2 separate regions of the Homo sapiens genome follow, and region 1 is linked to region 2. A link is an interaction called in ENCODE POLR2A ChIA-PET data of the cell type or tissue named here. Cell type or tissue: OCI-LY7. All regions are shown on one strand. Each heading gives the region's core, and the rest is flanking DNA. Links, peaks and the distances in the headings are about the cores only. Region 1 holds the start of FNDC1-IT1 (FNDC1 intronic transcript 1). Region 2 has its middle 63 kb from the start of FNDC1-IT1.

Region 1 (5,000 bases), core at 1-5,000, 64 kb after region 2:
CTTTGGGAGGTGATGGATGTGTCTGTGGCCTTAGCGGGATGATGATTTTGTGAATGTATTCTTATCCCAAACTCATCGACATGTATGGATTAAATATGCAGAACTTTTTCTATGCATACATCAAGAAAGTGGTTTAAAAAGATTAAAAGATAAAAATAACTATGATTACAGTTAATAAAGAAGAAAATGTTTAATGAAGTTGTTAGTGAAACAGTAGAAATAAGAAAGGGCATATGGAAGTCTTTTTAAACTAACAAATTATAGTGCATTAAAATGCGATATGAGGATGATATGTTACTGTCCCCACATTTAACTTTTCCATAAGACTGTGTATTGATTTGTACTTATTTTCAAATGCTGTCCAGAGGAAAATTATTCTTTAGCTTCGACTAGGGAATCAGGAGACTGGACAGGAGTGAACATATATATGTTATGATTTGCAAAGAAAATAAGAGGCAAAAATGCCAGGAAAAATATTGACTTTCATGCCAAATAAAAGTCCAAAAATATAAAGTAGATGAAGAGAACATGTTGGAAGGCCTAAATAAAAGCAGACAAAATAAAATGTGAAATAATAGCAGCCGTAATTAAAATCAAATCCAAAATAGTCAATTTTTGTTTACGACCAATTACTAATTATGTTTTAATTATATTTCAGTCTTTAAAATTAAACACATTAATGCATGCAGAGGTCAGATGTCAATACTAGAAATTCAAAGGTAAATTCAAATTTATACTCACTGGGTCAATGGACAGAGTAGAAATTTTCTTCCCATTGTTCCTCTCCCTCTGTACGTGTTTCCATGTTTTTTTGGTGTGAATTTTTTAGATGTGTCAAGTTTTCCTGTTTATTTGTAACTTTTTCACGGAAAGACTAACTTCCAACAGAATTCCCATTTTGGATACAGTATTCATGTTCAAACTGATTGGGCTTATCATAGTCAATAACGTTGCATAAGAATTCCAGCTTGATTCCTGAAAGGAAACATCTTCACTCTGCCTTGGTTTAAAAAGACTTAAGCTTTATAATTGACATTGCAATTCATTTCAAACTGAGGGAAAGAAGATGAATCTCTCTCCTCCATGCCTGATGCAAATCTAGAATGACTTCTTCCAAAGCAGCTTGAGCAGGGGACTGAGCAGAAAAGATGGAGATATATTGATATACGGGCTCCACGATGACCTGGATAAAGGTCTCCTAGCTCCTGCTCTTCAGGGAGAACAAGCCATTTTCAGAAGGAAGACAGACTTACATCAGGGGCGGCAGGATAGTGCAGATCAGCAGAGAAGGGAAAATGGTGCATTCTTACCCAGTGGAAAGCCCACACTCCCACAGGAAGCCCAGCTACATGAGGATTGGCATTCTCCAAAGGAGGGCTGATCAAAAAAGTGCTCAGCTGCCGAACATGCTAGGGAAACATTCCTTTTCTTGGAGATTCTCAACAAGACTATTCAGTGATCTAAGTATTACAACAGTAAGAAACTTATCCAACCTTGTTTAAATCACATAGCTAATCACAGAACCTTTTAAGTATATACATATATATTACAACCACTAATCTACAATATCCATTGGAACACACTTTGGGAAATGCTAGTCCAAACAAATAATGTCACAAGTTTCAGCTAAATTCTTGACTTGGGTTGTGATAAGCATCACCAAGTAAACAAAAGATGCCCAGTTAAATCTGACTTTAAGTGAACAGGAAATAATTTTTTTCATATAAATATGTCCCATGTAATATTTTTATTTGCTAAGTCTTCCAACCTTAGCTGTGGCATGGTACTGTCAAACAAACCTGCTGGGACCAAAAATGCATCGGGTTGCTGCTTTGCTGTGCACGGTGCTCATACCTCCCCTGCAGGCTCTGCCACCCTGCTCTGAGTTGCGGCGTGCTAGTGTGCCTGGTAAGTAGTTAGCATTAGAACAAAGGCAGTTACCTTCTTCAGCGTAGCACTCTGGGATCCCATTGGAGCTCATTATCAGGTTGCCATCATCGTCGTGCCGTTCCAAGGTCCCAGGGGGACAGGTGGGGATGGGAGTGGTGGGTGTGGGGGTGGTGGTGGTGGTTGTCCGCGTAGTGGTTCGGACTGTGGTTGTTGGACGCCTGGTGGTCGTGCGGCGGGTGGTGGTCGTGCGGCGGGTGGTGGCAGTGGTGGGCCTCGGGGTTGTAGTGGTAGGCAGGGGCGTCGTAGTAGTGGTGGGCTGCATGGTAGTGGTAGGGGGATGGGTGGTTTTTTTGATGACCTCCAAGCCCACCAGCGGCTTTCCTCCAAGACTCAAAATTGGCTTATCTTGGGCATTGGCCAGAGGTGTGCCATGTCGCCCCTGCCCAAAGAGTGGGAGGCCGTCAGGACTCACCACGGGGGTCCCTTCCAGATCTGAAACAAAATCAACCAATAGCTATGCAACAAGGTGAAGCAATCCAGAGAAAATAAAAAGCAAGCAATAAGTGTCTTCTCAAAGCTTATGTATTATCATGTTTTAATCAGTAAAAGGCAAAGGGATAAATGAATATTGCATCAGTATGCTCCACGATCCTGAGATAACTCTTGTGTCTAGCAAAGGAAGAAATACTTTCCTTTGCCTCATTCCTATGCCTAAGGGGGAAAAGTGTTACTTTGGATTAAAGGTGGAAAACTTCTTCTGTAAAGGGCCAGGAAGCGAATATGTTAAGCCTCATAGGCCGTATGGTCTCTATTGCAGCTACTCAATCCGCTTTTAGAGTGCAAAAAAGAAGATAGACAATACATAAACAACACATAAAAAATGAGTTAGACAGTGCATAATTAAGTGAGTGTATTGTGTTCCAGTAAAACTTTGCGTATGGACACTGAAATGTGCATTTCACGTAATTACCATGCCACAAAATATTCTTTTTTCTGGCAATCATTTAAAAATGTAAAAACTATTCTGAGCTCATGGGTCTTACAAAAATAGGTAGTGGGCTACAACCTACAGGTTGTAGTTTGCGGACCCCTCCTCTGAAAGGGCCAATTTAAGAACAAAGTAAAGGGCCACATTTTCTAGAGGGTGCAGCCTGCAGGAAGAGAACTAACGCTCTCTGGGGGAAACACCAAGTTCTGCCTCTTTTGAGGCTCTTCTTCTCACATGGGTAAAAGTAACTAACCCATGACCATTCATTATAAATGAGGGGGAGAAGGAAGATAGAAGCTGTAATTCTATGGCTAATTCAGTAGGCTTTTATTCTTTAAAAACCATTCTCCCTTACCTACAATGGTTCGACCATCTCCTCCTAGTTTAATCCGAAGAGGATTTCCATGTGAATCTTGGAGGTACCTTCCTTCTGCATTCAATACTAACCCACGATCAAGGTCCACAACCTAAATCCATGACATAGATTAAAGAATATATTGGACATTTTGAAATGATCACATTAGTCCAATTATATATGTATATACCCCTGAAGCTTCCACAGAAGGAAACCGTAATGTGAGTAGAAGACATTCTTTTTGTCAATATCATTCATAAAGTCTTAAAAAGTAAAGTACAGGCCGGGCGCGGTGGCTCACGCTTGTAATCCCAGCACTTTGGGAGGCCGAAGCGGGCAGATCACGAGATCAGGAGATCGAGACCACGGTGAAACCCCGTCTCTACTAAAAATACAAAAAAATAGCCAGGCGCGGTGGCGGGCGCTTGTAGTCCCAGCTACTCAGGAGGCTGAGGCAGGAGAATGGCGTGAACCCAGGAGGCAGAGCCTGCAGTGAGCCGAGATCGCGCCACTGCACTCCAGCCTGTGTGACAGGGCAAGACTCCGTCTCAAAAAAAAAAAAAAAAAAGTACAAAACAGTCATCTTTCATATTATAATTGCTTACCCATATAACATGTAAATTGTTTTAAGTTTCTCAAATCACAAAAGATGTTCAAAATATTTTTACCATTAAGTACATTGTGTCTAATGCTGGAAAGAAGGAAACAATGTGTCTCTCAGTTGAGGGAAGAGATTAAATAATTTGTGGCCCATCCATGTGGTAGAATATTATGCAGACAATTCTACATACGTTCTACGTATATGTGAACTCAGATTACAGGGCTGGTTATTTTGCAAAAATAAAGATATATCCATTTGCATATATAAGCTTAAAACTGCAGAGAAAAAAATTATGGAAGGTTATACCGCAAATGGTTAACAGTGGTTATCTTTGAGAAGTAGTTTGGGTGAAGAATGTTTATTTTCTGTTTCATATATTTCAATATGAATTGTTTTAACTTCTTGCAATGAATGTGAATTGCTAGCATATTAAAGACATAAAATCTTTCCATTTTGCTGTTAATGTTAAAAATCAAAGTTGCTGTAACAAAAACAATATAATTTGTAATCACGTTGCCTAATATAGTATGCATGCAGAAAACGTCACATTCTAAGGAACTGTAAAACTTGAAGAAAGCTATAATTATCTCTATTAAGGAACAAGCTCGTGCTCTTTGCTGGTGGTTCTCAAAGCATGGTCCTGGACCTGAAGCCTCAGCATCACATAGGAACTTGTCAGATACTCAAATCACCCAGCCCTACCCGAGACTTGTATTTGACAAAATCCTCAGTGATCCTGAGCTGGCTTAAGTTTGAGAACCACTGCTTTAGACACTCAGGCTACTGGAGGAAGCCCTGCAAGCAAGCCACTTTGGTGGGTATTGTTTTGGCATTAAAATAAAATTTATATAAACTCTATTTTGAAATCTACCCCATGCTGTTTCCATTCAAAATTGTTTGCAATAGCATTTTGCTTTAATGTGCATTCTTCCTACTATAAATTTCTCTTCCTTTAAGAAATGATAACATGCATCTTTAGATCACCTATGACTGAAAATGTCATAGTCTTTTAGTACATTTCCCTAAACCTTATCATTATAAATGGGAAGTTTTGGTTGGGAATTACAGTATAAATAATTTTTTTATTCTTAGAAAAAGTACTTTAAATTCCTGAATATTGTAAAGTGTTCTGTTACCCTCAACCCACCAAAACCTCCTAAACATTT
Region 2 (11,421 bases), core at 2,962-7,961:
CCCAGTTAAGTCAAGGCCCATGCAACTCTAGACCCTGGGATGCAAGAACCACATCAACAGATACTTGTTCTTCTATCATTTGAACATAAAGATTCTGCTTCTTATTTCTAAAAATTGTTTCACATTTACATATACCAGCTTTAAATAAGTGTTAGCCAAACAGTGAGTTTCAGAGGCCCAAACTCAGAACTCGATGGCCCAAGGAGGTGCAGGAGCCAATTAACCAATTTCATGGCATTATAATAAACTCAGACCTTGGGAAGGCTTTTAATGTGTTACTCAACTGACGTCAAGAAGAAAATGTCTTTGTATCCTCTTTTATTTATGTAGATGAGGAAACAACCAAGTCCACCCAGGTCCTTTGTGGGTATCTGGCATGAGAAGGCCAGTGGTCCACACAAGCGAGAAAGGGCATTTTAATCAAGGAGGGCTGGAAATGAACTGGAAAGCTCATTTTTATTTTTGGAGTGCTTCTATTCTTAAAAGGATGTACAATTCTGAAGTTTGTTCAAAACTATTTAAGGAAATAAAAGATTAATGTGTCAGTAAAAAAAAAAAAAAGAAGAAAATGTCAAAATACTAAAAACAGACTGGAGTTAAAAATCTGGCCTCCAATTCCATGAGAAGTTTATTCATCCCTCTCCTTTTATATACACAGAGGTGATCTCACAGCATCACATTGCAGTGAGAGCAAAATGACATAAAATCAACCAGGCAGGCTGCACAGAAGTTCCAAAAACAGGACTCCACGAATGAGTGGGGAAGTAAGCCACTCTAAATGGAGCAAAGCACATTCTGCTTCCACTGTTCAACTTTCCCCCAACATAACTGATTTCCAGAGGTTGTTATTTTAAATCAATGCCCAGCACAACCATATTGAATTAGACCTAGCTGATTTACAATCATAAATGTGTTGAACTGGAAGAGTATGCAAAGAATCTCTTGTCTAGCAGTTTTCCAAAATAGTTCCTCAAATTGCAGATATTCCAAAGACTTCCATAAAACTGAGGTAGAGGCTAAGGGGAAGGATATCGCGGTCAGGACCCAGGCTCCAAATGTCAGCTTCGAGCAGAACTGCTACATTTTTACCTATCATTTATATTAGTATGCTGAATCTAGATCATTTTGGGGGGAAAAAAACAAGCTTTTAAAAGGTTACTCACACTCCCCACCCCTACCATGAAGCTGAAATGTACGGAAGGGTGGAGAATTGCCCCAGACAGCATAATTAGTGAGTGGCAAAGTACAATGGAATCTTGTTATTCTGGGTCTCAATACAGTTTGCAGATTTATCTAAATTTCAGATTTCAAAACTCTGATTAATTTCTCAAATGCTTCTTTGCAATACTGTATAAATTCATGTTGTGACTCAACTGGAAAAAAATTCAGTAAAGATTCATGCTGTTTTAATCCATTCTTGACCAAAAAATCCTTGTAATTACCAAGCTACTTTATTTTCTTAAGTACAAAACCTACAGGCACAGTCCCAGAGGAAATTCTCCAATTTGGAAACCCTCTGAGCATTTATGTAATTTATTCCAGGAATGAATAAGAGGCTTAGCTAGCATGCCAGTACTGATTGATTGGTAGTGACTGACTGAGAAAGATCCTGAAGCCACCACTGGCCACAGAGATTATGCAGCAATGATTAGCAATGTCTGCCATGGATGTGGGAGGGGGAAATATGGTATGGTTGCCCCATGTTTGTCATCCCTGGCCTCTCCTGTAATCCCAGCACTTTGGGAGGCCAAGGCAGGCCGATCATGAGGTCAGAAGATCGAAACCATCCTGGCCAACATGGTGAAACCCTGTCTCTACTGAAAATACAAACATTAGCTGGGCATGGTAGCGCATGCCTGTAATCCCAGCTACTCAGGAAGCTGAGGCAGGAGAATCGCTTGAACCCGGGAGGAGCCATTGCACTCCAGCCTGGGCAACAAGAGTGAAACTCTGTCTCAAAAAAAGCAAAAAAAGAACCAACATTTTGTGGATGTTTGCACCCTCTCTTTCCCTCCACTGGAGACTCTGGAAACACAAAGCCAGAAGAGTGTAATGGGTTCCGTTGTTCACAGCCTGGTCATTGTGGTTGAGATCTGTGTCCAGCATGAGGCACAGTAAGTATTTGTGAAATGAATTGATAGCTGCATAAATGAATGGACATCTGCATTTCACACCACTATATCCCCATCCTGAGACAATGAGCACAGCAACACTAGCTGCTACAATGGAGAAGAAAGAGGGAGAAAGAAATCCTGGGGTGGAGGGTGTAATTAATATAGTATTTCCAGAGTAGTATCCCGATACGTGTTTTTGACCTGAATTTATAAGGAACTCAAAGACAAGTCTCTGCAATTTAAGATCTATACTTTGAAAATACATTAGGCCCTATCTAGAAAATGGTTCCCTTTTTGGCTGGGATTTACAGTTAGCTGAATTGGGTGCTAATCCTCCATGTATGAAATATGGGAGATGTGAGTGAAATGCTTTTGCCCCTAACCAACTGTGTGAGCCCCTTGGGTCTGAGATTCCTCGTTTGTAAATAACAGAGTTGCACTCTTCCACTTGTTCTTTCAGTAAATATTGGTTGACTGCTGAGAGCTCCAGGCACTGGGTTGGAGTTTCATAATCTAGGGAGGACATCAGACATTAAACAACATCTCATTGCAAAGCCTGCTGAGTGCCAGGAAGGTCAGAGGACTCTGAAGGAACCAAGGTCCCTTCCTGCGCCAGTAACCTGTGGTTTTATAGTGGTTTCTATTGTTTCCCATCCCTGGGTGTCCACATTCCAACAGCGACCCTTTCTGGAGAGTTGTGGGTGGGCACAATTAAAGGCATGAAGAGATACTGGGCCTGGAGTCCTGCCTCAATTTTGCAACAGGCAGGTCTCAGGAGCCCTCTTGCTCCTCCTTTTCCTCAGAGCCTTACAAAGAAGAAGAAAGTCCCTTGTACTTAAAATATTTTCTTGGATGAGAATGCAATTTTCTTAGACGTTCTGTATGCCATTAAATTCTTCCTTGGCTTGAATCTTTCTTGTTCTTCCTGAGATGGAGAACCCCTGGCTAGCAGCCTGTCACCACCAGCCCCCTGTGAGATACTTAAAGCCAGTCTCTGTCACAGCTTTGCCTCCTCTTCTGCAGAGAGATGCTCTCATTTCCATGAAACTAACTTCCTCAGAGAGATGCTCTCATTTCCATGAAACTAACTTCACAGGTTTCTTACCTCTTCCTTTTAGACACTTTTTCTCCTGAATTCTTCCCCTGAATTCTTTCCAAGTCTCTTCCAATGGGAAAAAACTAGACAAATCCTTTGGAAAGGGTCTCACCAAGAATAAAAAGAGTATTAATTTATTAACCGTCAACTGTCTTTTCTGTCCTTTTCTTTTTTCAGCTTGGGGGCAACCAGTATTTATTGATCTTATTAGATCTCAAATAACATTTATGCTGGTTGGATTATTATTCATTTACTCATATATAGCCTCCTAAACATTAGCATTGTATGTTTAAGACTTCAAAATAACATTAAAAAGCATAATAACCAAAATGCCAACCATAATGGTATTGACTTGGTGAGCAGAAGGCTCTCTGGTCAGGTCTATGTTAAATTTCTCAGGTATTTCATGCATGCGGAAATCATCAACTGTCTGTAAAACTAACCCAAATTCGCCCTCCAGAAACTTTCTAAGTCAGTTAAGACAACAAACACAAGGGACCTTTGTTCAGCACAAATTTCATTATGAAACGCAACACTCGTGCTTTCTAACAACAGTTTCCTGATAAAACAGAATCTTTTTCTTAGCCTGTTATTTTTATAAAATCATACTCAAAACTTGGACATTTCTACGATCTCATATTAGTCCTTTTCTAATACTTCTTTATCATTTTTCTGAGAATGTTAATACTGGATAAAAGTAAAGTCTGTAGAGATTTTTGAAGTTTTTTAAGTCAAAACAAAAGTTATAAACAGAGGAATTGGAACTGAGGAGAAAGAAAGTGTTCCACCAAAGCAGTCCTACAAACTGCACTCTACAAATAGACACCAAATTTATAAACCCAGAGACCCATATGGCTCAGAAACAGAGCACTAGCAGGTTCAAGAAGCTCAGTTTAAGAGCCAAATGGGATTGAAAAGGACTTCTATCATTGTCTGATATCTCTTGAAGGACATTCAAGAAGCTGTAAATATGTTGTTTCAGACTCTAGGATCATTGACTAAAACCCTGTGCCTACCCTGGCTCTCCTCCCTCCTCCCTCACCCCTCCTCAGCCAGACACCTCTTCCTTACCTCACTGAACAAGAGCTCCTAACTTTTGATCCACCCCCTTCCCCTCTCACTTAGCACTTATGGTGCAAAAGTATGGTCTTAGGGGAAGTCTAAGAGCTGGGTATGTCTATGAATTCCCCGTCATTCATTTTTTTCCTAAATGTATTAGTCAGGATTCTTTCAGGTCCAAGTTTCAGAAACCCACTCAGACTGACTTCTCCGTAAAAGCAACATTACTGACTTAGGTAACTGTAATGTTACCGAGGGCATTATTTCAGGCATAGCTGGACCCAAGGACTCAAATTATGTCTCCGGGAACTCATTTCTCTCATATATTGGGTCTGTTTTCTTTTGTATTTGCTTTAATATCTTCCAGTTGGTGGGGAGGTGACCACTAGGAGCATCAGCCTACCAACCCAGAGGCACAGGGAGCACCTCTTTACAAAATGTTGCAGAAAGAGTCCTGGGGGGATGCTCATTAACTGACCTTGAATCATGGACATCCTGAATTTTAAAAGGATGGGGTACTCTCAGGTGCCTGACCCTTTTTATGGATCTATTCCTGGGGCTGAAGGAACCAAATCAGAGCAGCTCCACCCAAATCAGACTGGAATGGGTGGGTCCTCTGGTTACTTTTCAGGGAAGATGGAGGAGCATTTATCTGAGTGGGGGAAACAGGCTGGGCAAACCAAAACAGCAGACGGCAGTCAGGACAGGCTGGGGAATCACAGGAGCAACACAACAGGGCTGGACTGTGCTCGTGTGCATGGGCACACTAAGCCGGCTGGCAGCTCTGCTCCTGGTGCTCACCCAGGGCCCAGATGGTCAGGGGTCCACACCACACTCACCTCACAACCTCCAAAGCAGGAAAAGGGGGCGCTGGAGTGCCTCCCACCGGCAGTGAGGCGGTCCTTCCAGGAGCTGGTGCACATCACTTCCACTGGAAGAACAGGAATTTCAGCCACAGAGTGTGCTTGGAAAGAAGAAAACCACTGGGAGGACCAGGTGGGCAGATCACTAGAGGTCAGGAGTTCAAGACCAGCCTGGCCAACATTGTGAAACCATGTCAGGCGTGGTGGGTCACTCCTGTAGTCCCAGCTACTTGGGAGGCTGAGATAGGAGAATCGCTTGAATCCGGGAGACTGAGTTTGCAGTAAACTGAGATCACGCCACTGCACTCCAGCCTGGACAACAAAGCGACACTCTGCCTCAAAAAAAAAAAAAAAAAAGAGAGAGAGAGAGAACCAGAATATTTGATGACAGTCCCAGTGACGTCCTGTACCCATTCATTAATAAGACAGCAATGTCTCCCACAGGGAAGAGCTCTGCACACCATGGACATCTTTCTGCAAAGGGCACACAGGCCATTCACATCCTACTGACAGATCCAGGTCAACCTTCACAGCTGCAGACCCAACTCAGAGGGCATGACAACTCTCAGCGGCCAAAGCCCTCCAGCCCTCCCTCTTTCCTTGCCTTTATTTCCACCTGCAGCCTCCCTCCCATGTTCCTAACAAGATTCTCAATGCTTTATTATATCTAATTTTCCTCCTAACTCCAAAAGAGAAAAGAAACTTTGGAGTGGATGCAGTTTAAGATGCTCTTTGCAATGCCTATGTGTGGAAGGGCCTGTGTGCCCCTTATAGCTACTGCTGACAGGGCCCCGGGTCTGCTCAGCAGGGAAGGCAAACACAACCACTTTTCCTGGGATCTTTGAGTTACTTCATATGTTTAATAAGCAAAATACTCTGTATCTTCTCATACATGTGAAAATCAACAGTCTAATTTTATCTCAAATTTGGTAACAGGTTTTGGTTGTTTCAAATTGAAGAAAATTAATATAAAGCAGAGACTGAGATCTTAAAAATCCTTTTTAAAAATCCTTTTTTAAAATAGGTTTTTCCACCTTCTGTGCGGCCTATACAATACGACATGCATAATTACAGCAGCTCAGTTCTCATGTTCTTCGACAGTGTTTACAAACACCCTGAGGCAGGCATCATTAAATAGAGGCAAGGAAAAGTTACCCAAGGGGGGAGCAGGCTCTCTGCATGTGTGTTTACAATGCCGAATAAAGCTCTAGAGCCATATGCACTGAGAAAGTGTTTCCCCTAAAATACACCGTACAACTAACTTGATTTTGCCATAGAAACAGACATATATAGCTCTTCATAATTTCTATCTTGTATACATATAATTTATTTCTATAAATAGGTAAGACATTTAGGAAATGATTTGATGACAGTCAAAAATTCCGGTGGTTTTCTTTAAGGAGATTTGTATCAGGAATATTTGACAGGACTTTTGGAAAACTCTTACAAGGCCGTGATGGCTTCTTCGGGAGAAATGAATTTAGGACTGTTTGGTTTGCACTGGTGATCACCACACACACAGGGAACATGAGTTCTTAACTATGAATCTTACACAAGTTGAGGATTACTCATATTGGCCCAGATCAGAATCTGTGGAAAATTAGTGATGTAGTGTTTCAGATTGAATTAAGGTTTTTGTTATTTCCCACTTGAAAAATGTGACTTTAGGCATTTTTTTGCAAGAAAAAGACAGTCTTCTTGGCTCCGACTGAATACCATTTTAGTCAATGAGCATGGATCAGCAACACAGGATCACGTTTCCATCAACATGTGGGTGGGATTCAAAATTGAGGAAAGGGAGCTGCACAAATGCATTTGAGGTTTTAATCAAACCCACAGTATTTTCAACAATGGTTCTGTGTGATTAATGAGCCCAGAACAATGCCAGGGTTTCAGCCACCATGCCGTCACAAAACAACTTAGCAAACAACATGCATTTATGAGAGTGGTTGTTTCTCAGCAACCAGAGAACCAAGGAACAGTCTGTTTGTCATGTAAAAAGTGTTATAATGTGGCCAGGCATGGTGGCTCACTACTGTAATCCCAGCACTTTGGGAGGCCAAAGCGGGTGGATCACCTGAGGTCAGGAGTTCAGGACCAGCCTTCAAGACCAGCCTGACCAACATGGTGAAACGGTGTCTCTACTAAAAATACAAATAAATTAGCTGGGCGTGGTGGTGCATGCCTGTAATCCCAGCTACGTGGGAGGCTGAGGCAGTAGGATTGCTTGAACCAGGGAGGCGGAGGTTGCAGTGAACTGAGATGGCACCATTGCACTCCAGCCTAGGCGACAAGAGTGAAACTCCAACTCAAAAAAAAAAAATTGTTGCAATATATTGAATACTTACCACACACAAGGCATTGTTCTAATCACTTTAAACAGATTATCTCACTCAGCCCTCGTAATGGTCTTACCGGTTATTACCACAATGTTACCACCTCCTACTGCGTAACTTTGGGAAAGTTACTTAACCTCTCATGCCTTGGTTTTTGTGAACCAGAGATAAGAACAGACAGATCTCAGGAGGCAGTGTGTACAAATGGCGTAGATCAGGAATAAGCCTCCAGGAGAAGGGACATTTGAGCAAGAATGTTAACCTTGCAGATATCAAAAAGAACAATGTTCCAGAAAAAGGCAGCAGCCAGTGCAAGACAGGACTGACCTGCCCAAGGACCCATGCTTTAGAGGCCTTCAGCTATCACAAGTGCACACACCAGAATAAATTCTCTGACACAATGCGTGGGTGTTCAGATGCGTTGAGAATCTGGGGCTCAGACCTGGTACACAACGCATTGAGAATCTGGGGCTCAGACCTGGTACAGTGAGACCGGAGCCCTAAACATCCGCTCTTCTAAGTAACTCCTCCAGAAACACTTCTCTGCATCTCTCACCCCCTGTCCTGGAAACTTGAGGTGACTGTTCCAAAGCCCAAAGGTTGGTCGTTGGGCCAACATCAGTGCCGAGAGAGTTAAGCAGCAGAAGCACGTAGGCAAGAGAAAAGATAAATTAATGAATTTACCAAATCCTCAACATAAATGCATAGACTCTTGCATAATGAATTGTTTTTCTTTTCCTAGTGGTGTTAAATGTCTATCTCTTTCCTTCTCTTCATATGCTAATTCTTGATTTGGAGGGTGTCACAAATTAGGTGGTATTTCCAACAGTTACAAATGGAGGTTGAGGAATATTTTGCAATATTAGACAATTCACCTGACTCAGGTTTACACATATTTAGGTGTAAACAAAGCATGCATGGACAACTGTAGCAATTCTTTCCATTGGCACATAAATGGATTTTGGATCTTAAGTTGCAAAATAATTCAATAGTTTTAAACATATTTATTGTGCTTTAATTAATATCCCAAACTAATACTTTTGGCTTTATGTAAATCATATTTATTTTAAACTGTATATCAATAATTGTATTTTATATTTTGCTCTATATCTTAATAGATAATTATAAATAATTTAAAACAAAAAACACTCATTTAGAAATGTGAAAAATCTTTTAATTTTTAATTATTTACATTTAATTTAAATTTTGAAGAGGCTATCTTAAAATTTTGTCTACTTTGACTATATTTACATTTTAATTTTAATGCTTAGATTACAACTGCCAACAGAACACAAGTTATGTAAAAATTGTTATAACAATAATGTTTCTGAAATGTGGGCCAAAAACATGGAATAAATACAAAATAATTTATGAATGTCTCTATAACTCATCCAAACATCTCCAGTCCATCAACAGCACACCAAGAGGTCAGAATAATTATGAAATGTCATCATCTTTAATATTTTCCAGACATTTGGTCACGTAAAACCATAGCTTTGTACATTTATTTTATGTATACATACTTATTTTTACATGTATTCTAGTCACTTTTTCCATGGCATTTTTAGTTCTGAGGTATATCTGTCAAGGTAGGAGGAGTGGAGAGGTTTTGCTGATTATCAAAGTTAACTTGGTTTGTAAATTCACATTCAGACACCTAGTGTGAGGCCTCCATTTGCTGTCTCCCAGGGATCCCCTGGGAGTTTGTGAAGGACCTGGCCTGAGACTGGGTGGTGAAGCCTGATCATAGAGGATGGGGAAGGCCCTCCTGGCAGGCTGCATGGGGTCAGCTGGCCCTCCCCACACCAGACTTGGTGCACAGCCCAGGTGCTGCAGTCTCCCAAGGGAGCTGCAGTCAGGACTCTGGCCCCAGCAGGTCGTGCTCTTAGGCACATCTGCAGGCCCCTCCGCATGAAGGCCCAACTACTGGGGCCTTCCCTGAGCATCCCTGCTGAGCTTCCTCATCAGGGAAGGGGGCTCTGGGGACACTTTTCTCTACTCTGACTCAGTACTCAGAGTTTTTTCTCTCTTAGTCCTTCCTCCTCTTCTTCACCCAGCTCCTCACTCCACAAAATCTCAGGAGCCTTTTGAGACAGGCTCCTTCTGCGTTGGTGGGTCTCCACATCTGTGCTGACCCACTGACCTGGTGCTGTCCTGTGGGGACAAATGGGACAGGAGGGAACCAGTGCTTTTCCAGTGTGGCCCTTGCTTATGCCATCGCACAGGGCAGCGAAAGGCTTGCCTGAGGCTCACTGCAGCTGGCTGTCTCTGCCGGCCACTTTGACACTTGTGAACTCTGCTCTCAGCTCAGCCAGCTCTTGATGCTCAAGAGGTCTTGGAGGTCCTGCAGGCCAGCGGTGCCCAACCTTTCTGGGACAAAGCACCCATTTCATGGCAGGCAATTTTTTCATGGATGGGGATGGATCATTTTGAGATGAAACTGTTCCAGCTCAGATCATCAGGCTTTAGATTCTCCTAAGGAGCACACAATCTGGATCCCTCGCACGCACAGTTCACAATAGACAGACTGTAATGCTGCCACAGATCCAACAGGAGGCAGAGCTCAGGCAGTCATGCTCAGCCACCTGTCGCTCACCTCTGCTGCACAGCCCGGTTCCTAACAGGCCACAGACTGATACAACGTAGGCCACTTGGAAGCTGATGAGCAAAGAAGTGACAGCATTTGACTTTTGTTATAAAAAGATGACTCTGGGTGCCATGTTGAGAGCACAAGGAACAGGAGGAGAAGTGGGGAGATGAGCTAGGAGGCTCCTGCAGTGCCCAGGGGAGCGGGAGGGAGGCTCTGAGGGAGGTGGTAGCCATGAGGCTTCAGGAGTTATTTTGAAGACAGATCAAAGTGACTTCCTGACAGATTGGATGTGGTATGTGTGAGACAGGAGTCAAGGGTGACTCCAAGGCATGTAGTGACTTCCCAACAAATGTTAGTTATTATGTCAATATCCTGATTTTGTGAATGGAGAAAAGGAGACAGAGAGGGTTCACATTGACGAATGAAGACAAGGTACCCAGTCCAGTAAGTGGGTCTCAAATCACAAGCATAACTACTCTGCTCCTAAACTGATTCATTGTTTATAAAATATTGTTTTGTAAGTATTTCCGAATAATATCTTGTAAATAAAACATTACAAAATTATGAAATTCCACAACTAACTTCATTCCTTGAAGATGTCTTAGTAGAATTTCAGCACAAACTGAGAGGTGATGCAGTCTCAAGTTTTCCATGTAACCAATATTCATAGAAAAACCTTCCCTGTGCCTTTATCCTTCTTTAGGATCTACATTCCCAAGTATCCAGAATTCACCCGTTTTTTCTGATGCCATTGTTCTTATTTGCTGATCTATTTAAATTAGTCCAGCTAAAGACTGTGGACATCTTCCTTCAGGGAATGTTAACAAAGGACATAGGAGTTGCCTTGGCCATACATCAACTTAAAACCACAGGTCAAATCAAAGGAGAAAATGTCTATCCTCTTACCCTCAGATGAAGTCAATAAATTCCATAGATGTTGCTTTAGGGTGCATAGCAGCTCCCAAATAAGTTCACATCTGATCCTCAGAACCTGCAAATGCTATCTTACACAGCGAAAAGGATTTTGCAGATGTGATTAAGTTAAGGGTTTTAAGAGGGGACGATTTTTCCTGGATTATCTGAGTGAGCCCAATGTAATCAAAATGGTTCTTATCAAAGGGGTGCGGGGGAGATTCAGAGTCAAAGGAAAAGGCAGAAGTAAAGCTTGAGAGTGGGTTGCTTTGTAGATGGAGGAAGGGGCCACAAGCCCAGGAACACAGGCAGCCACTAGACACTGAAGAAGGCAAGGAAATCGATTCTCCCCAAGCCTCCAGAAGGAACCAGCCTGCCGACACCTTGACCTCAGCCCAGTGCAACTGATTTTAAACTTTCAACCTCCAGAATTGTAGGAGAATAAATTTGT

Evidence for each region. Peaks named below come from ENCODE experiments on the same cell type or tissue, not always from the same donor. Only the 100,000 strongest peaks of a DNase experiment are listed, where the experiment ranks them.
Region 1: POLR2A ChIA-PET joins it to region 2 with 11 read pairs; 3 of 35 experiments call an interaction of 5 or more read pairs at or near these places.

Annotation. Positions count from the first base shown.
Region 1 is chr6:159,236,899-159,241,898 of GRCh38, reverse strand. FNDC1 (fibronectin type III domain containing 1) reads right to left here. Exons shown (of 23, transcript NM_032532.3): 13 at 3,234-3,345; 14 at 1,942-2,382. It overlaps FNDC1-IT1 (FNDC1 intronic transcript 1), which reads right to left and starts at 1,147. Exons shown (of 2, transcript NR_046831.1): 1 at 742-1,147. RefSeq lists a silencer at 3,571-3,755. In OCI-LY7, for the core only: no CTCF peak of the experiment used is centred there; no DNase peak of the experiment used is centred there.
Region 2 is chr6:159,297,652-159,309,072 of GRCh38, reverse strand. No RefSeq gene overlaps it. Among named protein-coding and RNA genes, the nearest start is that of FNDC1-IT1, 63 kb to the right of the region's middle. In OCI-LY7, for the core only: no CTCF peak of the experiment used is centred there; no DNase peak of the experiment used is centred there.